Linked DNA regions of Mus musculus: all the other regions are linked to region 2. Evidence: chromatin loops called from intact Hi-C (ENCODE). Cell type or tissue: gastrocnemius. All regions are shown on one strand. Links, peaks and the distances in the headings refer to the core of each region. The heading gives the core; the rest is flanking DNA. Region 1 overlaps Ergic1 (endoplasmic reticulum-golgi intermediate compartment (ERGIC) 1). Region 2 has its middle 61 kb from the start of Luc7l. Region 3 overlaps Neurl1b (neuralized E3 ubiquitin protein ligase 1B). Region 4 has its middle 46 kb from the start of Neurl1b. Region 5 holds the start of Neurl1b (neuralized E3 ubiquitin protein ligase 1B).

Evidence for each region. A loop is a pair of places that touch in the nucleus more often than their neighbours do. Peaks named below come from ENCODE experiments on the same cell type or tissue, not always from the same donor. Only the 100,000 strongest peaks of a DNase experiment are listed, where the experiment ranks them.
Region 1: it touches region 2 in a loop (2.4-fold over the local background); 11 of 42 quality-filtered maps call a loop at or near these places.
Region 3: it touches region 2 in a loop (3-fold over the local background); 21 of 42 quality-filtered maps call a loop at or near these places.
Region 4: it touches region 2 in a loop (5-fold over the local background); 19 of 42 quality-filtered maps call a loop at or near these places.
Region 5: a loop joins it to region 2, with 3 times the contacts of the local background. A loop is called at or near these places in 13 of 42 quality-filtered maps.

Annotation. Positions count from the first base shown.
Region 1 is chr17:26,635,525-26,641,442 of GRCm38, reverse strand. It overlaps Ergic1 (endoplasmic reticulum-golgi intermediate compartment (ERGIC) 1), which reads right to left. Exons shown (of 10, transcript NM_026170.3): 7 at 5,397-5,457; 8 at 2,600-2,700. Among named protein-coding and RNA genes, the nearest start is that of Gm41553, 3.2 kb to the left of the region's middle. In gastrocnemius, for the core only: a CTCF peak has its summit at 2,537 (motif pointing right); a DNase peak (open chromatin) is centred at 2,567; H3K4me3 peaks cover 288 bases; H3K27ac peaks cover 2,126 bases.
Region 2 is chr17:26,310,842-26,316,759 of GRCm38, reverse strand. No RefSeq gene overlaps it. Among named protein-coding and RNA genes, the nearest start is that of Luc7l, 61 kb to the right of the region's middle. In gastrocnemius, for the core only: a CTCF peak has its summit at 2,296 (motif pointing left); DNase peaks (open chromatin) are centred at 798, 1,116, 1,353 and 2,267; H3K27ac peaks cover 1,116 bases.
Region 3 is chr17:26,445,304-26,451,221 of GRCm38, reverse strand. It overlaps Neurl1b (neuralized E3 ubiquitin protein ligase 1B), which reads right to left. Exons shown (of 5, transcript NM_001081656.3): 5 at 4,901-5,918. Among named protein-coding and RNA genes, the nearest start is that of Neurl1b, 33 kb to the right of the region's middle. In gastrocnemius, for the core only: no CTCF peak of the experiment used is centred there; no DNase peak of the experiment used is centred there; H3K27ac peaks cover 1,109 bases.
Region 4 is chr17:26,365,599-26,371,516 of GRCm38, reverse strand. No RefSeq gene overlaps it. Among named protein-coding and RNA genes, the nearest start is that of Neurl1b, 46 kb to the left of the region's middle. In gastrocnemius, for the core only: no CTCF peak of the experiment used is centred there; DNase peaks (open chromatin) are centred at 874 and 3,050; H3K27ac peaks cover 722 bases.
Region 5 is chr17:26,413,772-26,419,689 of GRCm38, reverse strand. Neurl1b (neuralized E3 ubiquitin protein ligase 1B) reads right to left here and starts at 4,831. Exons shown (of 5, transcript NM_001081656.3): 1 at 4,695-4,831. The coding sequence starts at 4,725. In gastrocnemius, for the core only: CTCF peaks have their summits at 3,309, 4,528 and 4,738; DNase peaks (open chromatin) are centred at 4,466 and 4,872; H3K4me3 peaks cover 2,758 bases; H3K27ac peaks cover 2,411 bases.

The DNA.
Region 1 (5,918 bases), core at 605-4,604, 320 kb before region 2:
GGGTCCCTTCAACTATGGGAAACAGACCACATAGCTTAGAAGTGGAGCCAGAACGGAGCACAGATCTGAGGGTGACGTGGAAGAGGAAAGTGGGCTTTGAACTCGGTCTGAGCATTTCCTCCTTGACTTGCCAGTCACACGGAATCTGCTCATTTATTCTGCTGGCTGCCTCCGCTGTCCTAAGGTTCTTGGGGTGATGAAGCCCCTCCCCTAGAGGAGTCACAGGCTGGTGGATGAAGACATCATCGCATCACTAGCTTCTAACAGTATCCGTGTAGGGAGGGTGGAGGAGGGTGCTCAGCAGGCCATAGGTGAGCCAGTTCTGCTCAGGGGGATGGGGAAGGCTCACTAAGGAAGGGGCATTCTAAACCATGAATAAGAAGATAGCCTGCCTGACAGGTGAACCAAGTGGGTGTGAACTTGTCCACCAAGTAGGGCCAGCACAGAGAACAGGGAAGGTACAGTGCCCAACCTGCCATGGCTCGTAAGGATGCACATAGCATTGGCCAAATGGCCACCAAGGAACAGGGATCTGAGCTGATGACCCACAGGACCTGGTTTGAGCACTTCAGGGTCCTGAAAGGCTTGGGCTCGCGTCTCTTGTTTACAACAAATGGAGATGGATGCCGGGGTCCCCAGGCCCAACCCCCATGTCCCCAGCACTGGTCTTGAGCAGCTGGAGTGATCCCATGGACACCACTGAGTGTTAACCCACTGGACAGCCACCTCCATTCACAGAACAGGCTGGGGGCAAAGCCACAGAGAACGCTGAGTGAGCTGGTCCAGCCACCAGGCCCTTGCCAAAGCTTTGATGGAGGAAGCCTGCAGCAGAGGAAACTCAGCTTTCCCAGGGTGATTGTCTGGGCCACAGCCCAGCGCTGAGGGGGTAAGAGACAGAATGAAATCTAGCAGCAGTAGTGTACCAATTACCCAGCCTTCCCAGTGAGCTGGGAGCTTTCTGAAAACATTGCTTCATTTGACAGCAATCTTGTGAAGTAACTGCCATGGACATATTACAAACAAGGACACATGACTGAGCTAGGATGGGGCAGTGTGGTCCAGGGCCCTGCTTCCTGCTGATGTGTGGCAGCACTGGGGGGAGGTTATAATGAGTACAATGGTTGAAATATGCTCCCCAGAAGTCATACGCATGCTGCAGTGCTGGGCTGAGCCCAGAGCCCTGTGCATGTGGGGCAGGGGGACCACGGCTATTCGCCATCTAAAGTTACAGGTCCTTTGTGTACATCAAGGGGCTGAACCCGGAAGTAAGCCTACATTGGTGGTGGCTGGAGGTGGTAATCTGGGAGGTGATTAGGTTAGATGAGGCCACGAGGTAAGTGTCAATGGTAGCATTAGCTCTCCTATAAGAAGAGGAAAGCACTTCTAAGCTTGTATGCTTGTGTCTCTCCATGCCCTGCCCTCCACTGGACAACACAGCAAGAAGGCTCACCACAGGCTGGGGTTGATCTCTTTGACTTCCTCTTTCCCAATCCATGAGATAAATTAACTTCTATTTTCTTTCTTTTTTTTTCTTTTTTCTTTTTGGGGGGGGGGTAGGGGGAAGGTTCAAGACAGGGTTTCTCTGTGTAGCCCTGGCTGGCCTGGAACTCACTCTGTAGACCAGGCTGGCCTTGAATTCAGAAATCCACCTGCCTCTGCCTCCCAAGTGCTAGGATTAAAGGCGTGCGCCACCACTGCCTGGCTGACTTCTATTCTTTACTTACTACTTAGGCTCTTAGAATTTTGTTATGCCACCAGAGAGTAGGACAGACACGGCCTGAAATAGTGAATGTAAGCAATAAGTCTCTCGGAGAGAGTTATGGATCAAAGGGAATCAGAGCATAGGGACCCATGACCAAGAGGCTGTCCAAGTGGGCAAGCCTGGACGATCCCTATTTGGACTGAGTGGGTGAGCAACCAGGGGGCTCTGGAGCCCAAGAGGAACCTGGGTCTAATTCCTACACTGTAACTACACAGCTTGGCGAGTTCCTCAACCATAATGATAGTTAATTGAGCTGAACACTCCATCATTTATACTAAGGGTCTGGGTGGCCCTGCAACAGCAGAAACAGGAGCCTCGTGGTAAACAGGGGAACCTACTCCAAGTGCCTATGTTCCATTGGCACAAGCCATGCTTTCTGGAGAGGCTCAAGCCACTAACCGCTGTGCCATCTCATTTCTTTGGCTTGGATGTCCCTTGGCTTCCCAGAAGACCTGTGTGTCTCTTGGACTGTTGGGGTCCTGAGACGTCCACAGCCACCTTGATAGGATTCCCTGCCTAATGCAAAGCATCGGCCATGTGCTGATCAACAGGAGCCTGAAGAAACCAGGACCAGACAATGTCAGAGCTGGGATGGTCTTCTGCCTACTTCAAACAGAATACATCTTATCTCCTTGTTAAGAGTGTCTCACCTGGACCTTGAGGCCACTACCACGGCAAGAACTGGTATTTCATCTTTACTCAGACTAGAGAATGAGCCTGGACACTCCCTGTCCACCCCACTGAAATTCCCTTCAGCAGAATGTGCGGGGCATCGCCTATGCCCTTGGCCAGCAGAGGGAGCAATTGCAATGCTCAGCCCGTTCACGGCCCACTCACCTTGTTGGCCACTGTGTACTGGTAGGAGTAGCGCTGCTTGCCGCTCTTGTCCTCATACACTGTGGGTACAATCTTCAAGATGTAGTCATGGGAGGCCAGGGCTGCAGGAATACAGCATAAGATGAGATGGGGTGGGCACTGCCTGGCAGGTGGCTCTGCCTGTAACCCCAAGTTCAAGTCCTCCTGGTACTGTAGGGTCCTCTCCCCTTTCTCTTCAGAATGTGGCTTGCTGGGATTGTTAGATCTGCACTACATAATATATAATACTCTGAGCCACACACTTACAAATGGGATAGCCATTAACGAGGGGTGCTGAGGGGGCATTTTCTCTGAGATTCAGGCCCAGGAGCAGCACGCTCCTGTGAAGTAGGGGCCAGGGAACACATCCTCTTTAATGCGTGGTCACCAAGAATTGTCTAGAGAGAAGCCCCAGGAAACAGAGCAGCTTCAGTTTCATCCTTAACTAGACTAGAGAGAGACTGGCAAAATTACATTCCCCACCATCCCTCACACACAGAGAAATTTTCCAGGGAGAAAGGTGGGACTCAAGAAAGACCCCATTTCATTGTAGGTATTGTCTGTCTGCTTTTAAGTTTTAAAATAATCTGGGCTCTGGGCTCCAGAAAGAACTAAGTAAGACTGATCAAACCCAGAGGGCTGGGGTCAAGCGCCTGCCTGGCATAAACCTGCCCTTGGCCTCAATCCCAACACTGCCAAAACAAACAACAGAATCTGGTCACTGTCTTCCCTCTTTCTCAATAAACTGCTGACCCTTCAGCCCTGTAATAGTTTAACACGACCTTTTCACCCAGCGCCCCTGTCTCCTCCCAGCCTGGATGGCAAAGTTGCTGAGTGCAAGGACAAAGTCTTACATTCCTGCCCCTAAACCCTGCACGGAGCCTGGGACAGGGCAGACAGTGGCAAGGCCTGCTGAATGAAGGAGTGGACAGGATGGCTGGACAAAGGATGAAGGGATCAATCAGCTACTGATAAACATGAGCTAACCAGAGCTGCCTCAGCCTTCCCGAGCAAAAAATGAGGCCCAATGTCCATCCCTCTTATTCCTTCTAGAACCTTGGGCTAGGAACCATGGAGCTAAAAGAACATGGGAGTTTAGTCTTCTGGGTTCTAATCCTGGTCTCTGCAGATCAGATTCAGATCTGTAAGAGTGGTGAGCATGGAGCAAGCATTCCAGCCTTGACTAGTTCTGGCCCTGCTGTCTCCTCAGAAAAGGGCAGCACTCCTGGGATGGAGGTGACCCCCCCCCCCAACACACACCCTCAGGAAAACTGGGGAAAGCCCTGGAGCCTTTAAGCTAAGCACAGGGGACCCAACACCTCTTGCTCATGCCCACAATGGCTCTCAGGGTCCAGAGTACTAGGGTCACATGGGGTTAAAGGCCGATTCTAGTCTTCATCCCTGGAAACTCCCATGAGATGGGCTCACATCTATACCTAAACCAGGAGGCCAAAGATCACCTTGAAGTACAAGTCTCAAATTCCCACTCTCCAAGGATAAAACCTGAAGAAAGGAAGGCCTTAGTGAAAATCATAACTCTACTATTTTGTTGTTGTTGTTGCTATTTGTACAAAACATTAGGTAGTCACAAAAGGAAAAAAAAAGAGCCACCCTTATGTCTACTGTGCACAGAGAATCAGTTCACATTTCCTCCCCAGTAGGAACACGCCAGACGGATGTCCTTAAGGAGTCACAGGGGTTCTGCCTCAGGCCCAGGTATCATGAACACTTCCAAGTTGACAGCACAGAATGGAGGCCTGCAGAGGCTGCTTGCTTCATTTACTCACCTTCCTGTCTCTAGAACTTGGTACTGTGCCTGATCAATATGCATTCAGTGTCTGACTGCCTAACAGCCCTGAGGCCATCATGGCCAACAGCTGCCCACATTCCAAGATGCAGGTCCCTACCACGCACAAGGGCTGACACAAATAAATGATGCTTCAAAGTGACCCAGTGGACATTATTTTTCTTAGCATATTGTGTGCATGCACGCACAACATGCACATATGGGCATGTGTAAGAATGGAGGTGTGTGTGTGTGTGTGTGTGTGTGTGTGTGTGTGTGTGTGTGTGTAATGGAGGTATGTGTGTGTGTGTAAGAATGGAGGTATGTGTGTGTGTGTAATGGAGGTATGTGTGTGTGTGTGTAAGAATGGAGGTATGTGTGTGTGTGTATAATGGAGGTGTGTGTGTGTGTGTGTGTGTGTGTAAGAATGGAGGGGTGTGTGTGTGTGTGTGTGTGTGTGTGTGTAATGGAGGTGTGTGTGTGTGTGTAAGAATGGAGGTGTGTGTGTGTGCAGTCTTTGGCAAGTAGAGATTCGGCACTAAGACTTTGGAAGGAGCCAATGGTTGATAGGAAGGGTTTGGGCAGGAGGGGAGGGACCAGCTGGTTTCCCCCACTGGCCACCTACAGAGCTGGTTCTCACAGAGTGGGTTCTGGTTCTGTAACTGCTCTGTGGGATCCAGGTGACTGCCTCCACTCAGGACAACGGCAAAACAGTGGTCAGTAGCAGGGACAGCAGATGCTGTTGGAGCTTGGCAATAGCTCGGGGGTACAATCAACCTTCCCTAGGGACAGGCTACCCTCTTCCCTTTCTAAAAGACAGGAATGAGTCTGTGTACTATACAGGGCAGCTGTGGGGGAAGGAATGGTGTGAGACTATGACCTTGGCTTGCAGCAAGCACCTGACTTCTGCCCCGCTGGCTTCCCTAGTCCCATGCCACCGGCTGGACGGGGACTTCTGCAGGGGAGGGGGTTGCTCCATGCTAAGATACTCACGGTTGGAGGTGAGTCTGTCTGCTCCCCCAAGAGCATTGAAAGCCCCGTGAACATTCTGGACCTGCAGAGAAGCACAGTGAGAGACAGTTCCTTGGGGGTTCCCACCTTCAAGCCTGGCCTTGCTTGTGGGGACTGACCAGGGGCCATTTGGTCATAAAGGGCAACCCAGCCATTGGACCGAGTTAGCAAGGGCTTCCGGGAGGAGGGATAATTGACATGGATGTGGAGGGAGGCCCAAAGTGGGCCAAATAAGCAGACCTTGCAAAGAACTGAGCCCAGAGACTGGGCCTGATAGAGGCCCATGGGACCTCAGGGAAGCGGGAGGGAGGGAGATCAGAGCAGTAGACGGGGTAGGTTCCTGCAGAGAAAACACTTTAGCAGGTGAGTGACCTGTCCCTCAGGCTGAACCCACTCGCGGGGGAGGGAAGGCTGTCCATTTGCTGCCTTGGACCGAAAGTGTGAAGATTTGGTTTCTGACTCCAAGGATGGAGATGTGATGGTATGCCCGCCCTGTAGGCTGGA
Region 2 (5,918 bases), core at 760-4,759:
AGAGGCACTGCCACACTCCCATTTTTCTTTCTGCCACTACCCTATGGGACTTTAGATGCAGTCTTTGATCCACCTGCCATGTCTGGTGCCCGCTGTCAATTAACTGCTGACATAGCATCCCTGCGTCATATGTTAGAGACCCGAAAGGAACAAGTACAACTGCTTAGGGCCCTCCAGTCATTAGAGGCCGAATTGCATGATCTAACACCTTCCCTGCAACAGCGGCCTCAGGTCTCTGTTAAAACTAAAAAATATCAGAAAAAGAAGGTCCTAGCCTTCTCCCTCTCCCTAAGGAGTGGAACCATAGTCCTTAGAGATTCCCTGTCCCCAACCAAAAAGTGAGTGAGAAAGAGGAGGATATAGATGATGAACTTCAGCCCGACTCACAGGAGACCGAGGAAGCTCCTGCGGCGCCCCTGGCTGATGATGTCCCACCCCGCTATCATTATCAACCACTAGAGTTTAGATTCTGGAAGAACTTAAAGCAGTAGAGTCTAATTACGGTCCCAAGGCTCCCTTTACATTGGCACTCCTTGAATCACCTACAGAGGGATGGCTTACGCCTAACAAATTTTCATATCTCGCTCGAGCTGCACTCACTGGCAGTGGCTTTGTATTATTGAAATCAAAAGTGGCAGAGATGGCAAAAGAAATCAAAATTAAAAACTGCATGCAACCAGACACTAAGTCATGGACCACAAGGAAGATTTTGGGCAAACTGCCTTATATCACCTTGGAAGCCCAAATGCTCTTTTCCCCTGGCCTCCTAGCTCAGGGCCATCAGGCACGCTTGGCCGCCTGGAGAAAGCTGCCCCCAAAATCAGGCTCCTCCGCTGCACTCACTAAGGTGCTACAGGGAGTGGATGAATCTTACAATTCTTTCATTAGCGGGGTCCAAGAGCCTGAGAACCCTTTATTAAACAGCTTGCTTTTGAAAATGCCAATCCTATTTGCCAAGATATTCTCAAACACCACCGCTCTAAGTCACTGGCAGAGTATGTCCACCTTTGTCCAGGCGCCAAAAGGAGCCACACCATTAGCTTAGTGATTGGCACCGCCCTTCAGAGGGCGGGTTTATGTAACTCTCAAAAGACTTGCTTTAATTGTAAACAACCCGGCCACTTCCTTCCCCATCACCACCAGAGTCGGAGACCTCCCGTTGAGGGCCAGGGAGAAGCTGGTCCTGCACAGGCATTACTGACCACCCTGTGCCCCTACTAACATAGGGGCCGACATTGGGCCAATGAGTGTAGATCCAAAACAGCCAGCCAGGGACGACCCTTACTGCCACGGCATTTGGGAAACTTCCTGAGGGGGCCTCCAGCCCCCACCTCCACCCCCCAGGACAGGCCCCAGGGAAATAGGGTTTGTCGTGCCCCGCCCCCAGCAGATTTCTCATCGCACACCCAGTCCTTTGCCCAACTCTAGTGAGCTACAAAAAACAGCCCAGGATTGGATCTCTGTGCCACCTCCAGCACCCCTGAGGAGGGCATTCAGGTCATGCCTACAGGCATACACGGCCCCCTACCCCCAAATACTTTTGGTATGGTTCTACGAAGAGCTTCATTTTCCTTAGAGGGAATCCAGATCATACCTGGAGTTATAGAACCCGACCATCAGGGAGAAATTCAGATTCTTGTAAGTACCACAGGTGGTCCTGTGTTTATACCAGCACAACAGACCATTGCCCAAGTGTTGCTTTTTCCCAGTGTCTCTACTACAAATCCCTACCATAAAGACACCAGGGCCCCAGGCAAGAGGGGAATAGCAGAGACCTTTTGGGCCCAAAAGATTACTTCCTCTTGCTCCATGCTAATCTTGGATTTAAATGGAAAAACATTCCAAGGACTTTTAAACTGGGGAGCTGATGCCACTGTCATTTCTGACAGGTTTTCGCTGGCTGCCTGCAGCTGACCGATTCAGCCACCCATTTACAGGGGATTGGACATTCCAAAAACCCTCAAGGCAGTGCTCAGACCCTTAGGTGAGCAGATCAAGAAGGAAATTCAGGCACTGTAGTCGCCTGTGTGAATCCTGATTTACCAGTCAATCTCTGGGGGTAGTCTCACCAATGAAGGGGTGACAAAACAAATGCTGACCCAGGGATTCCTACCAGGACAAGGATTAGGAAGACAAGCACAGGGCATAAATGAACCTTTGACTTTGACACAGAAATCTGACTGGCGAGGCTTGGAATCCCAGCCACAGCCTTTTTCCTAACAGTCACGGCCATGCCTGCTCCCCAGACTCACGCAGAGAAAATTTCCTGGAACAACACTGCCCCCGTCTGGGTTGATCAATGGTCACTGACTCAAGAGAAACTGGCAGCTGCGAAATAGTGCAGGAACAGTTGGCAGCTGGTCACATTGAACCATCTTCCTCCCCCCTGGAACACCCCAATTTTTGTTATTAAAAAAAAGTCTGGCAAGTGGAGATTCTTACAAGATCTCCGTGCTGTTAACAAAGTTATGATTCCTATGGGGAGCCCTACAGCCTGATCTTCCATCTCCTGCCGCCATCCCAGCAAACTTCTTTAAAACTGTTATTGATTTAAAAGATTGCTTTTTCTCCATACCCCTTCATCCAGATGATTGTCATCATTTTGCATTTGGCCTTCCTCAAATTCATTTCCAGGGACCCATGGACCACTTTCAGTGGCGAGTCCTCCCTCAGGGCATGGCAAATAACCCTACCCTAGCTCAGAAATATGTAGTCCATGTAATCCAACCTGTTAGAAATGCTTGGCCACAAATATACATACTTCATTACATGGATGACATTCTGCTTGCAGCCCCTAATAAGCAACAGGCCTTCTCACGTCTTCAGCAACTTCAAAAAACGCCAAGTTCACAGGGACTTAAAATTGCCCCTGAAAAGATTCAGATAAAAGACCCTTATTCCTATCTGGGATATGAGCTCGAGTTGGGACAGGTCAAACCCCAAAGACTGAGCTTCAACTTTCCTCCCTTAAGATTTTACATGATTTTCAACAGTTGCTCAGGAACCTCCAGTTTGATCACCCCATCTAAAGATTCCTCCCAAGGTTCTAGTTCCCCTCAATGAACTCCTCTCAGGAGACTCCCATCCTTTGTCCCCCACCCTCACCTCCCGAGCACTTATGCAACAAGCCATCTCAGCCCTGCAGCAGATAAGTCAAGCCATACCTTCCCAAACCTCATTTCAAATTTATTACCCTGCCTCACTTTATTTCATTGTCTGTGCTACCACACATACCCAGTGGGGGTCTTCTGACAGCAGCCCCGGATTCCCGTAATAAAGGGGTGTCCTTTGTTATGTGTATATCTCCCCTCGAGTCCAAGTAAGGTCTTGGCAACCTATTATTCCTTGTCTGCCGCCCTAATCGTCAAAGGAAGAAAAATGTCCAGACAATATTTTGACAAAGATCCTGATATTATCATTATCCCTTACACCTCAGACAAGTTGAATGGCTTCTTCAGTCTAATGATGATTGGGCCAAAGCCTGTGCCTCCTTTGTTATAGATAATCATTATCCAAATGACCCCCTTATACAATTTGTAAAGTCGCACTCCTTAATTTTCCCCAAAGTTACCTCCAAGACTCCACTCCTTGAAGGCACCTTGGTGTTTACAGATGGTTCCTCAACAGGCAAAGCTGCCTATGTTGTACAAGATCGGGTTACTTCAGTACAGTCCTCATATTCCTCTGCCCAGCTGGTGGAACTGTTTGCAGTTCTTCAGGTTTTCAAAACATTACCAATGACCCCATTTAATTTGTATACTGATAGTGCCTATGTGGCCCATTCTATTCCTATTTTAGAGACAGCCCCATATATTAAGCCTGCTTCTACTGCTTCCAAATTATTTGTGGAGATTCAATCCCTAATCATTAAAAGGACAGTGCCATTATTTGTGGGACACTTGAGAGCCCATCTGGCCTGGGTGGTCCTCTATCTCATGGAAATGCCCTGGCTGACGAGGCCCCTCACACAGCATTCTCCATCCTACTTGATTCCATAGACTTGGCTAAACGGGCTCATGATCTACATCATTTAAATGCTTCTACCTTATGCCAAATGTTCAAGATTTCTAGAGATCAAGCAAGAAAAATTGTTAAGTCCTGTGGTGGGTGTGCCACTCTGCTGCCAGTTCCTCACCTGGGAGTTAACCCCAGGGGACTCATCCCTAATGAACAATGGCAGATGTTACCCATTTTCCCTCCTTTGGAAGGTTAAAATATGTGCATGTTACAGTTGATACCTATAGTGGATTTATACATGTGTCTCCCCTTTCTGGAGAGGCATTGTGTGATGTGATAACACACACTCTACAGTGCATGACTGCCATGGGAAAACCACAGATCATTAAAACTGATAATGGCCCCGGTTATACAGGAACCAAGTTCCAACAGTTTTGTTCCCAGTTTGACATTAGGCATGTCACTGGTGTTCCCTATAATCCCCAGGGTCAGGGCCTTGCAGAACGAGCCCACCATACTTTAAAACATATGCTTCAGCTCTTGGCTGAAGTTACAGACACTTATTCCCCCTTGACACCTCGAAACAGGCTTAATCACGCTCTCTTTGTTCTTAACTTCTTGTTCCTGGATAATGAAGGCAGGTCAGCAGCTGACCGAGTATGGCATCCTAAGTCACAAGATTCTCAGGATGGAAAGATCCCTTCACTGGACAGTGGAAAGGACCAGATCCTATCCTTATTTGGGAACAAGGATCCACTTGCGTCTATGACAAAGAGAATGGTGGTCCAATATGGTTACCAGAGAGACTAGTAAAAACTGTTAACCTGCTTGTGTCCAGAATGGAGCGACCGTCTCCTCCTGAGACAAATCTCATTTCCTTTCCAGATGATGCTCCAGGTGAGGATACTCATGATCCTGTGGCTGACTAGAACAACCACCAACCTTCAACTGCCTCCACCCAAATCCCCTTGCAATAGGCACATCCCTTGGAATTACACTTGGGTGGTCCTCTCAGAGAGAAATGGTGTTGTCTGGGCCATTTCCAAGACTTCCACCAGTATTTGGTGGCCGGCTAGCCTTACCTCCATCTTTGCAAACTAGCACAGAGAACAGTGGCACCCTGGGGTCTTAAGTCCCAGCTAGATTTATACAACGCCACAAAAGATAATATGCCCAGCACCCAGAGTAATATTCCTCAAGATTTATTGATTTTGGTTACTGGGTTAGCCAAACCTGGCAGCGATAATTCCATCAGGCGAACCTTACTTCAAGATACAGATTTTTACGTTTGCCCAGGGCACCACCATGGCTGCTCCCTCCATCATAAGTGCGGTGGCAAAACTGATCTTTATTGTGCCAGCTGGGGTTGTGAGACCTTGGGGGTGGCCTATTGGAATCCTACCTTCTCCTGAGATTATATTACTGTTTCCTGGAATTTTTCATGCCCCCAGAATTCTTTAAATATTAATCCTCTCTGTAAAACTTCTAACCATGTCACCTTAGGTTGGTGCCTCCCCTGTCCATTATATTTACAAACCATGCTGAGTCCAAAAATTGGGCACGAGGATTTTCATGGGATCTCTGCCTTAATCTATCAGGCACAGACACTGGCCTCACCTTTACCATTAAGCTCCTCAATGAACCTGTTCATGCCAAATTGCCAGTTCCTATTGGTCCCAACCCTGTCTTAGTCCCCCAGCCGCAGCCACCCAAAGAACCTGAAACCACCACACACCCCCCCCCCATCTTTTACAGAGACTGCTCATACCTTGACCTCAAAAACTTCCTCTGCTCCCATAGCCAATCCTCCCCCCTCCATTCAGACCAAAAACCTTATCCTCACTTTAGTGAATCAAGCCTTCCTTACACTCAATGCCCCCTCCCCTAACCTTGCTGATGATTGCTGGCTGTGTTACCATTCCCAACCACCTTGCTATGAAGGCATTGCTGTTCCTGGCCAT
Region 3 (5,918 bases), core at 1,291-5,290, 130 kb before region 2:
TGGACCTGAATGTGTGTTCATGCTCTCTCATCCACCATGCTAGATCCCAGAGGCCCTGTGCTAGCTGACACCAAAAGCCCCAGGCAGTATGCCAACCTACTGGCGAGAAGATGGAGTTTAGGGAGGGGCCTCCCTTTCATAGATGGCTCCAGGGTGCTGTCACATGCAGAGTGATTTTTTTGAGATAGTGGAGAGGGTCTCACACAGGAGGTGGGTGGAGTAGTGTGTAGGCTCCAGGACTGCCAAGCAACTCCAGAGCTGATCTTGTGCTGCTCGGGCAGCTGAGGCTGCAGTAATAGGCCTTATGTACAGCCTCGGAAAAGATGCCTAGGCCTAGGCGGGCCACATCTGGGACAGCAGGCAGAAAAGGGGACCAGGGCTGGTACCTCCTCTCTGGATGTATTTAATAGTCAGGGTCAAGTTTTGTTTCCAGAACTGGATGCCCGGAATACTTGAGTTCTTCCCATCTTCATGTAGAAGTCAAAACAACTTCCAGAACCAGGCTGAACCTATAGGAAGCCTAGGTGAGACCCTGGTTCTGGGAGGGCACAATGGTACATCATCGTCCAGATATGGCCACTGCTTCTCTTTGCCCATCTGTGTTTCAAATTAATGAGTGGTCTTTTTCTTCTTTTTCTTCTCTTTCTTTTCTCCCTTCTCTTTCCCCACTCTCTTCACTTCCTTCCTTTCTACTGGAGATTTAGCCACAGGTCAGCTGGACTGCAGCAAAAGAGCCAGTCCATTCAAAGCCTGCCTCACCTGCAGGCCCTGCCCTCATCGAGCCTCCTCCTCCTCTGCTTCCCTACAGGGCCAGAACACCTGGGGAGGTGGGTGAAGGCTGTGATGAAATTCCTTGGAAGATTCATTTGCCTTGGTAAAATCACCAGGACTAGATGCTGGAGCAGAATGAAGAAGTCAGAGAAGAAAGCTTTCGGCTACACAGTAAGGTAGAGAACTCCTGTTTCTGGTCCTGCTTCTCTTTAGTGGCAGCAGGGCCTACTCCAGAGTTTTTGTGAGGACCGGTGGATGAAATGGAAGTCATTCACGTGTAGGAAGTGCTCACTAAATGACCCCTTATTGTTAGCTCTGTGTGCTACTCAGCGTGCAGAACCTCAAGAGCGAGGGAAAGAGAAATTTGTGTGCATGTAAGATGGCCAAACCCAGGGTTGGCTCAGAGTCTGTTTGCAGGAGTGGTGGGGGCTTTGCACACTCAAAGAGAAACTGGAGAAGGCAGGGACAAGTGTGCAAGACCAGGAGGGACACTGACGACTTCCTTGCATTGCTGTGATAAAGCCACTATGACCAAAAGCAATCTGGGGGAGGGAAAGATGACTTCATTTTATAACACAGTCCTTAATGAAGGGAAAGTGAGGCAGGAACTCAAGACAGAAACCTGGAGGGTGGAGCTGAGCTGGAGATGACAGAGACACACTGTTTATCGGTTTCCTCCCCTCGGCTTGCTCAGCCTTCTTTCTTCTATACTCCAGGGCCACCCATCTAGGGAGAGCACTGCTCACAGTGGGCTGGGCCCGTCCACATCACTCATTGAGCAAGGAAATGTCCTGAAGGCTTGCTCACAGGCCACTCTGATGGAGACATCTTCCCAACCCTGTGTTCTCCTTCCAGATGGCCCTGGCTTGTAGCAAGTTGACAACAACAACCAGAAAATCACTAAGTGGTTCATAGCCTTTGCATCTGAATTGATCTGTCCCTCAGCCTCAGTAATGCACTGGCCCACACTGGTCTGCTTGCCCCTCTGGGGAGGTGGACTTTAGAGAGCAAAAGACCCTGGCTTTGTGTCAAGTGTAGACATGTGACAGAGACTGGTTCAGGGACTGGGCTATTGATCCACTAGGTCAATGAAAAATTTGAAGCTTTTCTAGAAACTTCTATACAGTAGCTGTCATGGTCAATATTAACTGTCAACTTGATGGGATCTAAGGTTACACTGGAGATAAGCCACCAGTGAGAGATTTTCTAGATTAGTTCCTGAAGGAGGAAGATCCTAAGTGGCACACTGGATACAAAGAGGAAAGAGCCGAGTGCCAGCATCCATCTCTTTCTGCTTTCTGACTGTGATTAATGTGAGTAGCCATCATTGTCTCTGCCATCCTACTGTCCCTGCCATGCTGGACTGGAGCTGTAAGCCAATACTGGCTGTTCATTGGTACCAAGAAGTAGAATTGTTGCAGTGAGGAACCTGACTGGGTGGCTCTTAGGCCTTTGGAAGGGTTTTATAGGAAGAGCATGGCAGTGTTTGGAACGTTGGGCTGGATAAGTGCTGGAGGGCCTGGCAGGCTGTTCCTGTGAGAGTACGGAAGACTGGGGCTGTGGAGGGAAATACTGACAGCGGAGGCCCTGCTCACGAGGCTTCAAAGGACTGTGTGCTTTACAGACAACTGGGCCAGAGGTCGTTTGTGTGAGATAGCCTGACAGAGTCTGGCTGCATTTTCCCTAAATGCTGAGATCTTGAACAGAGGATAAGGTTGAGCCTCAGAGTTCCTTCCCTGTTGTCCTGATGCAGCTGGAAGTCTCCTAATGGTCGCAGCCACCTCTGCAGTACACACTTGGCCTGCAACGTTAAACTTACCCAAGATCTTGCCTTCAACCAACTGGACTTTCACATATATTCTCCCCCGCCCCCTTTTGCTCTCCCTCAACCCCGCTGTAGACCTAGATAAGAGGACCAAGCAATACCTGAGTGCTGTCCTACTTAGGAGTTGCCTTCACCCAACAAATGACTCATCACTCCTGGACCTACCCACCAAATGCTCTAAATCGTGAAACGCGATTTCATTTGAGAGGCGAGCCTGAACTGAAGGGGTAGCCTCTACTTCTCTGGGGAGTCCTTGGTCTCTTCCCCTGTAGATGAGAACCTGAAGAGGCCTTGTGGTGGTCCTGTGTTGTGGTTCCTGTGGACGGTGCATATCTCTTGCCCCTTGTTCCTAATGCAGTGGCCCGACTGGGATGTCCTGACAGGGTGGGAAGAGCAGGCCTGTACACTTCCCTTACCTTCCCTATTTTATCCCTGGTGCTGCTGCAAGTCCACCCCAGTCATCTGGGCCCTAAACCCTGGACTACGGGAAGCCAAAGCCAGCCAGTCAGCCTGGCTTTATCTCACCATGAATGAATGCAAATCTGGGCATCCCTTTAAATTCCAGCTGGGGCCAGCTGCTCTTTGTGGGTTTTGCAGAACTGGGAGGCACTTTTCACTCTAACCCGAAGTTTAAATGGACAGCCATACCTGCTTGCTACAGAAAAGGTGGGAACCGCCGGCAGTCAGCATGCAGCCACTGCTCAGTGCAGCCCACTCTGGCTGGTTTTCTGTGGTGGCTGTAATGTACAGCCAGCAGTGCTGGGCTGTTACACCCGTTGGGTCAGACCATGTGTGTGGGTTTGTGGGGTTTTTATTTGTTTGTTTGGTTTTTTTTTTTTTTTTGAGACAGGGTTTCTCTGTGTAGCCCTGGCTGTCCTGGAACTCACTCTGTAGACCAGGCTGGCCTCGAACTCAGAGACCTGCCTGCCTCTGCCCCCTAGTGCTGATGTTAAAGGCATCCAACGCTGTCCACCAGCTCACTGTGTGGTTTTCCGTTTTCCCCCGGATGACCCAGAACTTGGACTGCTTCTGTCCCCATGTCTTGTTAACATTAATACTGCGTTCCTGTTGTGAACACCTATCATTTGTTGCTCGTTGTGAGTGGGGACACTAGTGCCCAGAGCATCTGCAGGCATCCATCAGTGTGTCTGTAGAGGCTTTCCTTCACTCCTCCAATATCCCTGAGGAAAGGGAATACTCATTCAACAGTCTTCAGGACCCAGGAAAAGGCCAATGCATGTCCTTGGGCTGGCCAATGAGGATCCATATTACCTCGGTCTTGGGGATTGGTTCAGGAAGGGACACCATACAGGTTGGTCCACTTAGGGATGATGGAAGGCAGGATGCAGGCTGGGCAGACAGGAAGTTTTGAGGACCTGCTGGGAAAGGGAGAGAGGACAAGGGGGGTGGGGTGGCGCAAGGCAGGATGCAGAGCAGTCTTCTCAGTGGAGGCACCTGTGCCATTCCTCTCTTACGCCTTGTTCTGCCTTGGAAACTTTGTTACAAAGTTAAGGCAGCACCCATGTTGCTTTAAGTGCTGCACACTTCCGGGTCTTGGTTTCCTGCCACACTAACTGATGCTGTTGCCGACATCACCACTATCTGAGTTCACCCGTAATGAGAGGACTTCTTTGCAGTATTTTTGCAGATAGAAGGTGATGTGGTGAAAGGACAAGTGGCCACCACACTGTGTCCACGGGGCAGTGGCCGCCACACTGCGCCCATGGGACAGTTGCCGCCACATTGTGTCATGGGACAGTGGCCATCACACAGTATTCATGGGACAGTGGCCATCACACAGTATTCATGGGAAAGTGGCCATCACACAATATGACACACAATATGACCATTAGGTACTGGCTCTAATACAGTGGCCATCACCCAGTGGCTATCACTCAGTTGTCATCATACTGTGGCCATCACACAGTTACCATTACATGGCTATCACACAGAGGTCATCACACAGTGGCTATCCCAGAGACCATCACACACTGGCCATAACAGTGGCCATCACATGATGGGATCACACAGTGACTACCATACAGTGGCCATCACATAGTCAGCATCACATATTGGCCATCACATGGTTTCCATAGCACAGTGGCCATCACAGTGACAATCAGACAGTGATCATCACGCAGTGGTACATTATGGCCATTACACAAGGCTCTGCAGACACAGTGTCACCTGTTTAAAACGTTGGTGGGATTTAAAGCCCCCCACCTCCTGCCTATATGATATTCAGTATGGTTTACAAAACTGAATTCTGATGAGACTTTTTTTTTGTACCAAGCCAAAGTTGTATTTGTTTTCAAACAGGAAATTTATGTTAATATAAAACAGATAAAAACAGACAAATATCAGAACACACAACACACAAAGACTAGCGCAAACCCTTCCCACTCACCCCCCTCCCCAAGTTCTCAGGCCTTTAGTACAGTTCCCCAAAGACTAGACGGTATAGGAGAGTCACAGTATTGAATCATAAAGGACAGACATGTTTCAAAGGGTCTGTACACAGGTAGCGGGGATGGGTGGGGGTGAACACTATCATTCCACCTGCAAACTGCAAGAGGGTCTCAGGGACTCCTTGCTGGCATCTGGAGCCCAACCGCATCTGCTAGCTTCTTGTCCACGTTGAAGGGTTGCATTTTAAAGGATAAAAAGTGCACACACACACACACACACACACACACACACACACACTTCCATAAGGCACAGACAGATTGTCATATGGATAGTTCTGTTAGGGACTTGGGTGAAACAGTGAGACACTAAAATATTAAGGAACGCTGGGAGGCCCAGTGTCCCCGAGCCATGTCCCCAGCAGGGCAGGATGGACAGAGCAGTGAGCAGTTACCGCTTCCCATGTTCCAAGGCTGCACAATGCCATTCGAAGCTGGAATTCAGGGCTCTTGTGCATCCCCGTTCCAGTGCCTGGAAGTGGCAGGGAGTTTTCTGCCCAGAGACTCCCTGTGGGTGGTCATTAACTGGTGGGATCTTGGCTGTTTGGCAAGGGCTCACTCACCATAAAGAACACCCCTAAGGTAGGTGCAGAAAGTATTGTGGGCATCTATTTAGATGGATCCAAGGCAATAGAATGGTCAAGAAAGCCCACATGCTCCACCCTGTCTTGCCCTGCTGAAGGTACCACTCAGGCATCAGGGCTGGGTGCTTGCTCTCTGTTGCCCCTTATAGCAGCTGGCATCCTGAGGGCACTCAGCAAATGTTTGTTGAGTGACTTTGTGTCCATATATATATAATGGATGCTATTTCACCAACCCCCTGACCACTCCTAACCTGGCTCCTGATCTGATCTGCA
Region 4 (5,918 bases), core at 669-4,668, 55 kb before region 2:
CACTGGCTGACCCTAGGCAAGCTTTGAGCAGAGACCTCCAAGGGAGTTGGACTCAATCCCTTTGTGGTTGAACATTCTGATTCCTCTCTGAGGTTGGGAATGGAAAGAACCCAGGGCTAGGAGCTGGGTCAATTTGCCTCGTTCCCAGAGGCTCCCCCTTAGCAGCAGTACCTGAGGGCTGCTTTGCAGGGATGTCATGGCAGGCCATTCCTTTCTGGCTTTCCCTGAAGTCATGCACTGGCCACGAGTTGACTCACTGGTGAGTTTGCCTGGCACTGGGTGTGTGTAACTAGGCTCCCAGCATTCCCTGCTCCTGCTTGACTTTGAGCCCATATTCTTTCTTTACAGCTTCTTAGACCAAACCATGCCCCGAGGTGAGGTTGCCCCTCTCCCACTGTGCACACAGAGCCTCTGGCATCCCCAACTCTCCCAGCATGACATGAGATACTCCCAGTCCCCTGACCCTCCACTGAAATCACAGCTCACGGTAGACCAGCAGGGGGAGCCCAGACCTTTTTCTGTTGTGGTGGCAGAAGAGGGTAGAGGTAGAGAGCACACAGTAGGCAAGCAGCAAGATGTCACCTCTGCCCTAGGATGTTGGTATCAGCTGCCAGACTAGCCTGCTGCTTCCTTCTCTGCCCCTTCCTGTCATCGTGGACTCAACTTGTCACCCACAAAAGACTCTTGTCCTGAACTCCCAGTCCAGGGTCATAGTGTCTCTGTGGCATTACCCTGTGCCGTTTCCTTCCTGACATATATTGTCTCTGAAGTGGCATTGTTTACGTCAATGGTCCCTTCCTTCCCTTCATGTTTGTCTCTGAGAGGCAGGGACCCTGCCTCCGCCATCCTGTCCTCATGCTTGGAGCTGTGCCCAGCACACAGAGGATGTTCAGTCATTGGTGGGGCACGCTAGCAGCAGATGCCCACATTGGGAGGATGGAGTCTGGAGGAGTCTGCCTTGTTAGTCGGCCATTTCACTAAGTCTCACGCTTTCTTAAAGCATCACATGATGTCATTCACCCTGTCTGTGAGCGCTTTCAGTCTTAAGGACGGTGTTTGCCTCTCAAGAAAGTGATTAAAACCAGTGCTTTGGGGAGCTGTACTTCATTTCTGCTGTTGTATGGAGGTGGGAAATTCTAGCTCTGGCCCAGGGGTCGGGATAGCTGCGCAGGCTAAACTGGAGGAGCGTGGGCTTCCAGGTCCTGCCATAAACTGTCCTGGGCCACCTTTAGGAAGACAATTTGGCAACATTCCACAACATAGAGAAATGTGAAGACTCTAAAACTGTCCTGGGCTGTAAAATATACACACCGCAGACCTTCCCCACTGTGACCACACCCTTTGCAATGGGACTTGCTATATTGTGAAGACGCCTGTCTGCGGGGTCAGGGTGCTCGCCGGGTCTCTTCATTAGCTCATCACTGAGAACGTGCAGCTCTGACTCCAGGCTTCAGCTCCTCCACGGCTTTCCTCTCCTTGAGCCCCGTCTACATCAGAACTAACCGAACCCATTTGATGCAAGAAAGGAGGCAAAACAGAAATGAGCCCGTCCATGACCAGCCAGCCCCGATGCCAACCTCAACCCCATAATTAAACAAGTAAATCAACACTTGAGCTGGACCAGATCAGTAAACCACCCCAATATCAGTTGCCTGGTGACAAGTGAGAGATTGGTGTTTTGGGCTTTTTAAGACTCATTACATAGCATCGCTGTAGCAATGGATGAGTGATACAGATGCTTGGTGGGTCCACTCCTTGGAACCTGCCATGAGAAGCACAGATCAGACAAGATACCAAGTCAAGCCTCTTCACTGGGCCACACTACTGGCAAAATGTGGTACAGCCACCCTTAATCCATCAGGGAAGCTGGCTCACTAGAGATGGCTGTCCTCACAGTGTGGCTCTAAGCCATGACAGGGACAAGGATCACCCTCACAGGGTTGCACGGAAAGGCCTTGGTGTTCTGGTGCCTGGAAGGGAGAAGAGTCACCCCAGTGTGTGAGACACATTTCCCGTGGGAACCTGTCTGAAGTGTCCTGAAGAAAGGTCTGTGAGGGGCTTGCTGTGTATACACGGGCTTCTAGAACATTCTACAAGATGCTTCTGTGTTCCTATTAAGCGAATGTCCTACGCAGTTCACCCATGTCATCCAAGAGCCAGGCCCCGAGCTGTCTGCAGGAGTGTCCACAATCTCCTCTAGGAAAGGCTGGGTACCTCATTCAGGACTCGCGAATCTTGAGTTCAAAATCATATAAAAGGCACCAACCTATTAAAAGGTGTTCAGCAATTTTAATTACCAGAGAAGCATGCATTGAACCCACAGTGAGATCCTGTTGTGTAAAGATCAGGGCCCTGAGGATGTGGTAACTACCACCACACTCAGCATTGCAGAGAGAGAAAACTGGCATGCCTGCTCTGGTTTACGCCACTAAGCATGTGTTTACCACTAACCCCAGTAACACTATCCCCTGCTATCTACCAGCGAAGGGAAAAACCATGTTTACCTAAGCAGCCGAAAATGTTATTGATAAATGAATGGGATTAATTAGAGGTATCACGTCTATACAAATGGAATACAATTCAACCATGAAAAGGAACGGACTTAGGAACAACACAGATGTCTCTCCTAGGTCTTGTGACCACCATCTGCCAGAGAAGCCGGTCCCATCTAGCTATCCAGCCCATTCATTAAAGTTCCAAGCGAGAAGCAGTGTGTGGGAAGGACTGCTAAGCTGGAGGGCAGGTGGGCGGGCGCCAGCAGATCCAGGCAGGAGCAAACTTTACTGGAAATGGTTTGCATCTTGATTGTGGTGTGGTTTAACGGGTTACGGGTTTATGGGTGGTTTTATCCAAACTGTGAATTTTATTGTATGCAGATTCTATCTCAGTCAAACCAACAACAGGCAGAAGACTCAGCTCCTTCAGCCAGGCCTCTGGGTCCCGCTCTGCTGCCTCTGTCTCCTTATCAGATGTGAACCAGCCCAGCTTCTCCCTTTTCAGGCTCCCTGCCAGGCTCCCAAGACAGTGAGTAATTAGGGCTCAGGAGTCTTGAATATGGAGCCAAAATCAACAGCTGGATCAGACCAGATGCCAAGCTGCCTCCAGCTAGGCGCTGTGCTCAGCCTCCTGCCCCCCACCTCTCCAGAGCTCCACCTCCCCACAGTCCAGTCAGAGCCATCAAGTCAGGGCTACGTCCCCTTGGTCTCCAGTCTCAGCTGCAGAAAGTCCCTGGAGTCTCTGTCACATAAGCAGCAGAGTGCCCCTGTCCACACTGAAGGACTTTGTTATCCTTACATTACAGGCCTGGAGCATGATCTCCTTCCATCTGTCTCCCCGCTCCTGAACCCCTACCTTGAGCAGATTCTCCAAGGTTCTCTCTGTTCTCTCTCTCTCTCTCTCTCTTTCTCTCTCTCTCTCCCTCTCTCCCTCTCTCTCTCTCTCTCTCTTTCTCTCTCTCTCTCTCTCTCTCTCTCTTTTTTTGAGGAGAGCTAGTAGCCTGGAGCCCCAGTCTAAGCTGTAGTGTTCTAGTCTCATGGAACCATTGGTCCTCGGGGCCCTGAGGAGGCAGAAACATTGTGGAGACTTCCAGCCACAGAGGGAAAGGTGGCACACGCTGTCTCCTGGACTGTGGGGTCTGGAAGTGAGCCTGTAGTATGTGGATCTGTGATTTAAAAAAAGAAGAAGGCGGCTTTCGGTTGAGGAGTGAAGGTGTTCCCAACCTACAAAGGTTACTCTCATGTGGTCTCCTGCCCCTCACCAGCAAGCCAGTGTGCTTCTGAAGCAGCTCTCTAGGAGGCCCTGTGGGACACACAGTATGGCAGTGCAGATAGCTGGGGCTGTGTGTCCTGGAGCAGCTTGCTCAGCGTCTCTGGTCTCTGAAAATGCACACCCTAATGGGACCCAGGATGGTGACACTGTGTGGGAGCATCTCCATGCTTTGTACTCCTCTGAGGCTTAGTCAAGGGCTTTCTCCTCCAGATGGTCATCAACCCAACCCCAGCCACAGAGGCACGCCTCCCAGCTGTGCTGCTGTATGTGGACAGGTGTCACTCTGAGCTGACATTCACTGTCTCCCTTAAGCATCAAATAAAACTCCCAACACTCCTGAAGGCACTGCTCTTGGGCAAAGTCACCAGCCAGCCCTTCTGGCTTCTGTGTTCCTGTCACACAGGAGGTCTCGTGCTGGGAAGAAGAAGCAACCTCAAACAGGGTTCACAGGGCTTGGAGGTCCTGGCGCTTCATCTCTGGCTTCTGTGTGTCATCTTACCTCTGGCTTGGCAGAGCCTGTTGGATTCTGGGAAGGCAGAGCAAGCTTGACCCTACACATCCACCCTGACCCTCATGCCCCTGTCCCAGGCCATGCTGACAGTATAGAGAAGCATGGGGTCTCTGAGAAAAGTTCTCCTCAGGGAGCCCATGGACCTGCAGTTAGCTGCAGCCAGTTGACATAAGTTGACTTCCTTTGGCCCAGCCAAGCACCTCATACGAGCTCTTACTATATTCTTTGCCAGAGGAGGGCAAAAAAAAAAAAAAAAAGAAGAAGAAGAAGAAGGGGGAGGGGAGTTTGAGCCCAAGCCTGGACAGGCTCTTTGCACTCTGTGCTCCTTGGCAAGCAGTCACGTACCCCTGGGAAACAGACCATATAGATCGCACTGCAGACCCCAGGCAAAGCTGGCCTAGAGGGGGAAGAGCCTCCCTTACTGAGTGGATGGCCAGCTTTCGAACTGTCCCCTAAGCCCACAAACATCATCTATTCCTCCACAGACACAGGAACAGAGGTTCAGGCTGAGAGCCCTCCCTACAAATCCCAGCCATGACAAGCCATGGTCCTCAAATAGGACCCCAGTTCTGTGTGATTCCCAAGCCCTGCTGACACAGTGTCTGCCTCCACTCACTTGTTTGCATGATGGATGGATGAGATGCCCATGATCTCCTGAACAGCATGCTACCTGACTGTGTGGCTTAATGAAAGGCTTCCTGTCTCAAAGGCATCTCCTCGACTTCCAGGATATGTGGCTCTAAATGTGAGCCCTAGAGAAGCAGGAACCGCCTGGCCCTGCCACAGGCTCCTGGGAATATGTCCACAATACTGCAGCCTGCATGTGGCATCTCCTTTATCTTCCAGGAAAGGACAAGGCAATCCCACCTTACCAGGCTCTCAAGCATAAGCAGCCCTTGACACACAGGGACACTGAGGCTGAAGACTACAAGCTGCTCAACAGTTATTCTTTGCTTTGCTTTTTGTGAGAAGCAGAGACTGAATATGGCTTCCCTGTTCCCTCCCTTCTGCCAGGAGTCAGCCCCACACAGAGCTGCACAGAGGACAATCACAATGACAGGCCTATAAAATATCAAACGGGCTACCTTCCAGGAGGCAGAAGAGATGGGGAAACAAAGACATCCACTTGCAAAAGAAGTCAACCCAGGGTCTGGGATTAGCCGCTTTGAGTCCTTACAAGGAAATTCACATTCACAGGGATTCAGGGCAGGGAGGAGCAGGGATCGGGTGGAGTGGGGGTGGGAGTGTGGAGAAGGTCTTGGCTGCTGAAACCAAAAAAAAAAAAACCTAGATACTTCATACCGAGGAACCAAGCCAACCAGAGAAGCCATCGAGGGTAGGTAAGCGGCCGTCATCAGGCCTGAGCCATCCGGTCCGGTCCGTGAGAGAGGCCCGAAGTTCCCAGGGAAGAACATACATTTCCTACCTCAGCTCAGTGTGGGGCAATGGGCTATACACAGACAGGCTGGTCTCCAGTTAAGCTGAGGTTCTGAACCCTGGTAGGACCTGATGGTGATAATTCACCTACATGGGTCGGTAGGCGTTCCCTCATGTCTCCTGGACTCCTGGCTCCTATAGAAGTTACTGCCTCCACTGCCCCCACTGCCCCCACAGCCCCCACAGGAGAAGCTGTGGCTAG
Region 5 (5,918 bases), core at 1,277-5,276, 100 kb before region 2:
AGTTGACAGCATTTGCTGTTCCTCTAGGGGACCTGAGTTTGGTTCCCAGCACCCACACCAGACAGTTTAAAACCATGAGCTTTCCAGTTCCAGGGAACCTGACATCTGACTTCCAAGGACACCTGCACTAACGAGCACAATCTCACACACATGCATATACATAATTAAAATAATAATAAGACATCTTTACAAAATAATCCTTTTATAATGAGTGCATACTAGTATATTTTCTACGTTGTATCACTAAAGAGCATTTAGTAGCTGGAGCTGACCCATAGTAGACAGGCATGTTGGTGGCCCACCTTGGTTTGGGCCGATAGGGTAGCACTAAGCTGGTCCACTCTACAGGAAGCATGCCACCCTCTGGTCATGGCATTCAAGCCTGCACCCCATGCTGGGCACATGATAGATGTTGGTGGCCACAGAATAACTAAAGCATGAAGCCACATGGAGACCCTAAGAGCAAGCAGACACTCAGCTGGACTTCCTATCGGAAGGTAACCTCTTCCAGGAAGCATTCCTAATCACCCACAGTGAGGGGGGGGGGCAGATGAACCAGATGGGATGAAACAGAAGAAGCCCAACTTGTCTGTCCAGAACACAGACCACTTCTCCACCTTGCATCCATCCACACAGGACAGACCCCCAGCTCCTCTCCTATATCCACTGTCTGCATAGCGCAGCCCACGGCATCCTTACAGGGCCTCACCAAAGGGAACTTGCCCAGCCTACACGGCAACATGTAGGTCTCTAGGCAGTTGAAGGAACTTCTGTGGCCTTGAGAGGCTCAGCTCAGATAGAAAAGAAAATGTCAATGACCTGGGGGAAAAGAGGGGTATACATGGCCAAGAGGACAAAGGAAGCTCAACTCAGCTCCACACTGCATCTGAGAGAAGAGGGTGCAGAGAAAAGCAACTGTCACTTGTTGACCTTTTGCTGGCTATGGCAGAATAACCAAGACCGCTATCTTCCCAGGGGCTGAGAAAGACATGGCTCAGAAACACCAGCAGCTACTTGCTCTGAGAGCACCATCTCAGCAGTCAGACAGGATGCTGTGCCGCAAAGTGGCCAAGCAGCTGTAGGGCTCTGCCCAGGTTTGCTTTGTCTAGGAGGGCCTTGTTTGAGGCTGATGGGGAGAGGGGCTCTGTGGGAAGGATCATTCAAAGAAGGGGTGAGTACACCCCATCTAGACTTAGCAAGCTATGTAGTAGGTTAGGAATCCTCTCTCTGTCTCTGTCTCTCTGTGTCTGTCGTCTTTATATCTGTCTCTGACTGTCTCTCTTCCCCCTATGTATAATGCTTCTGCCCTTGACATTTCTGAGCCTTCATCTTTTATCTGTGAAATCAAAGAGAGCCCCTTTGAACACCCCAGCCTGCCATGGCAGCCCAGTGCAGTCTGGGCATAGCTTCTCAACCAAAACTCCCAGACAAGTAACAGGCTATGGAGCAGGCTTGGCCAAGCACTTGACAACTTAATGATTAAACCAAGTCTACAGTTTGAACTTAGCATCTCCTCCAAACAGTGCTACAGGTGAACCCCAGAGGTGCACAGGGAAGGGGCTAGAATGTGCTGGTTGGTACCCACCCCAACCTGGGATGGTACTCCCCCCCCAATTTCTACCCATTTATTTTCTCCTTATAAAGTTCAGGGGAAGCCCAGGGCGAGAACGCGGGGCATTAGGAACCTGATGGATCTCTGTCAGCTAAGTCCCAGCTTGGATGGAGCCTGTGTGGGCTGGCCTTACCTGGTCTCCCTGTGTGGCCCGCCTCTAAACTGGAGGGCACTATACCTTACGTTGCAGGGTTGAACTGCACCTGGGAAGGGAGGCTGACACATACAGTAGGAGCTCAACAGATGCAATATCTCCCGCTGACCCTTGCTCTCTCCTGGGTCAAGGGTATACATCAGAATATGTTGGTGCAGTTTGAGAGAGCTGCCAAGGTTATGAACACCAACCAAAGGGCACTTCCCTTTCTTTGGCATTTCCTTATTGTGCCATGTAGCACACACACCATGTGCATGGTGGAATGCCCAATAAACATTATCTAAACCATGGTGGCACTTAATAAGTGTTATCTGAGCCTCGATTGAGAGGATATCGCCTGTCAGGAGGAAAAAAAAACCAACAACAGAGAACTTTGGAGCTAAATAGACCCAGATCTCAATTCTGGCACTGCCAACTAGAGGAGCTCTGTAGGCAAGAACAAGCCATTTGACCTCCGAGAGCCTTGGTTTTTTGGTTCTTGTTTTTGTTTTCCATCCATCAAATGGGAGTAATGACTCTGCTGGAAGGGGTTGCTGGGAGGACTAAACTCATTCATTCATTCATTCCCCAAGCATCCAAACATCGACTGTGTCCTAGCCCCTACTCAACACACAACAGTGATCATACATGTGTCACACAGTGACTATGCTCAGGAGAACCATAAAGCAAAGAAAGGGGCCTGGGAGGGAATCACAATGTCAAGACTCAGTCTATAGCAGGGGCCTGAGGGAAGGGAAGGAAGAGAAGGGGCAGCTGCTCGGAGGTCAGCGTGAAACTTGCAGGCAGCCTGCTCAGAGTGTGATCAGAGTGTAGCAGCCTTCAGAGGCGTGCTTAGCTCATGCCTGCAGTCACAGATGCTGGGAGCCTGGTGAAGAACCCAGGTGCTCAGCAAACGCCAGCCCTCGATTTCCAGTCCTGTGGAATGAACTCCACCCCACACACATGTTCCTTCCCTGAGAAGGAGAGCACAGGCTTCCTCAGGGCCAGCCTGTGCCAAGTACTCCTTCAGCCAAATATGCAGGCTCCATGTGCGCTCCACCACACGGTTCTGAGGCTGCACTAGGCACTAGGTTCTGGGCCGGGCAAACCAGGGAATGAGACAATCAAGGCATGGAGTCTGTCCTCACAGAACCCCTAGAGAGTCACAAGAAGACACAGTGATGGTGCAGCACAGTCATACAAACACGAAGCCTTATGAAGGTGTCCCCATTAGGGCAGAGAGTGTAAGGTCCCTGGAAAAGGTGACCAGAGAACCTGGTGGTGAGACAAGAAAGAACAGTCCAGGTGTGAGAGGATGTAAAGATGCCAGAAGCCAATGGCAGGTGGATCTAAAAACAATATATAAGTCTTTACATTTTGGGCACCTGTTATCTGATGTGCCTCCTCACTGAGGGTAGGAGGTTCCCACACAGCATGAGGTGACCTGCCTTGACTCTGAGCCCCCAGCCTAGAGTGCTCCACCCACAGCATCAGACTCCAGGGGAATGGGCACCCCAGCAATGTGTGAGCACCTGGTGAGACAGCCTGTCCCTTGCCTTGCTCCAAGTGTGACCCACAGGTGGCAGAATGGCTTTTTAAAAAACCAACCAGAATAGCACAGGAATTCTAGTTGAGTATGTACTGTGTCTCCGTCATGGGCTTCTGTGACTGCCATCTCTGATGTGACCTCAGGTCCCTCCAGATCGGTGGCTGGGTCTCTTCAGCCTAGCAAGAAGCGGTTATCACTCTGTCTAGTACAGACCCAGGTTCCAAAGCCACCTCTGAAGCTGACCAGCCTGTGACTCCACCTGGCTGACCTTAGGAATGATCCAGTAAAAGCCACCCAGGGGCTTGTTAGTAGAAGGGGCTGTCTGTCTCCCCAGTGGTCCTTAGGTCTCAGGTTGGTCCAATCCCTTCCAGGGGAAGAGACAACTCTATTAGGATAACTGCCGGAGGAAGGGCTGTGGGGGTGTCAGAACAGAGATGGGGTGTCAGCTGGGCTGTGCTAAATCTGACCTACAGCCAACTTGCTTCTTCTCTGAACTACCCTCCCCCAACACACACACACACACACACACACACACACACAGAGAGAGAGAGAGAGAGAGAGAGAGAGAGAGAGAGAGAGAGAGAGAGAGAGAGCCTCTGCTTAAGGATGCTGCGAATGCCGAATGCCCAGTTTTATGCCCAAACACTTCTGAAGACTTGGGACACAGTGGGGGTGAGGGGCGGGGCAGACAGGCTGACAGGGCCCATGCAGTCTCCCACCACTGCCTGTCACCGGGTCATTTCTCCTGTACTGAGGTTAAACTTCTTGTGTAAAATCGGGGTGTCTTTTCTTAGGAGGACGATTCTTTGCAGACAGGCAGTGACAGCCTCGGCGCGCTGACATGTTCCACCATCACTAGGTATTTTCAGCGAGGCGTGGCGTCCCCCGGCCTCCGCACGCCCGCCCCACGCCCCTCGCCCACCGCCTTTCTCGGGTCTAGGAAATTCTAGGGCGCTTTTAACTAGGGGGCGATGCGCCCCACAGCAATGGCTCAGATGGGGCTGGGAGGGCCCCCAACAGAACGGACACCCGAACGGGGCGCAGCCGGGCGCGCGTGGGAACGCCGCCAAGAACTAGCACGTGTGCCGGGGGCGCCTGTGGACTGTACGCGGAGACCCGGGACACCCGCGCCCTGCAACCCCCCTGAAGGGTTCCGGCCGGGGGAAGCCCCGATACCTCCCTCCGGCTCGCTCATTAGCGACCTCCGGCTGGAACAAAGGCGTGGGGCGCACGGCCAAGGCCAGGAAAACCAGGAGGGGTCCGCACATCCCTGCAGGGGTGCGGCTCCGGGGCTCGGGCTCCGGCAACCAGGCTCTGGCTTGCACCCGGGCTCCGCGGCTGCGACGACCCGGGGAGGACCAGGCGCTCCGCGCCACTTCGGGGCGCGGCTCCGGGCGTACCTGGCAGGGTCCGGTGCACCGTGTTGCCCATCGCTACTCCGAGACTCGCGGCGCGGGGCTAGCTGGGCGGGCCGGGGGCCGCGGCCGGGCTGCGGGGCATTGCCGCTGCACCGGCGACCGGCGGGCGGCAGATGGGCGGCGCGGGCGGCGGCGGGAGGAGGCGGAGCCACCGGCCCGGGCGCGCCCGCCCCGCCCCCGCGCCCGCCACCAACCGTGCTTGGGCGGGGCTGGGGCCGCCGCCGCGTCTTTTGAAAGTTTGCACCGGTAGCGCGCTGGAGAGGCGGGGCTGGCCTCCTGCCCTCGTCGTTCCCGCGCGCACCGACCTTGCTCTTTTTGCCAATCGGGATGGGTCGCCGGGTGCCGAGTCCTTGTCCAGGCATTCGGCCACTTTGGGTGGTGCCTCGACTCAGGGACGACGCGCACACATGCAGGTCACGCCAGACAGTGTCAAGGGCTCCATGACAGTCCATCCAGGGTGAGATGGGGGTGGGGGGTAGGGATGGGGAACTTCTCCATCCCCTAGGCCGCATACCTAGGAGGAGAGACTTCAGTATGTAGTGGTTGTTTAGGGGGGGGGGCGGGACCCAGACTTGAGCTCACTGTGCCTTCTTCATTAAAGTACTGCCCACACCCTATGTACCAGGCCCTCTGCTGAGCCCCAGACGCAGTCCCTGCTCTCAAGGAAGAGAAAATTAGCAATCAAGATCACATAGTGGTCAAAACCAACAATAACATTGAAGTGTCAGATAGGGCCGGCTGAGGGTTTTTGAGAGAACGAGGTGGCATGTGAGGTGGGTAGTGTTGCCAGGAGGTACGAGGCGGCGGCGTTGGGGGGGGGGAGGGGGCTGAGAGGGGGAGGTGCATCCACTCCCACCGCATAAATCTTTTCTCAGAACCTTCCAGCCTTGGCTACTCTTCTATAAAAGGCCAGCTAGCCCATGCCACCCCTAGTCCAATTCACAGACTAACACACCAAGGTGGGGGAGGTGTAATGACTCTGTGAGGAGACCCAGTCCCTAACCATTACTTTCAGACTCCCATACTCAGTACTCTCGTCAGTTTAGGAAGCAGGGTTATTACCTCCACAGCACAGACAGGGTAAACCGAGGGTCAGTGGGTAGACGAGATGTCCAAACCTATCTCCCAGTGGCTGAGGGCAAGCTCCCTCTGAAACGGAGTAAAAAGAGGTGCTCAGAGGACCGCCTCCTGCCTTGGTTTCTCGTT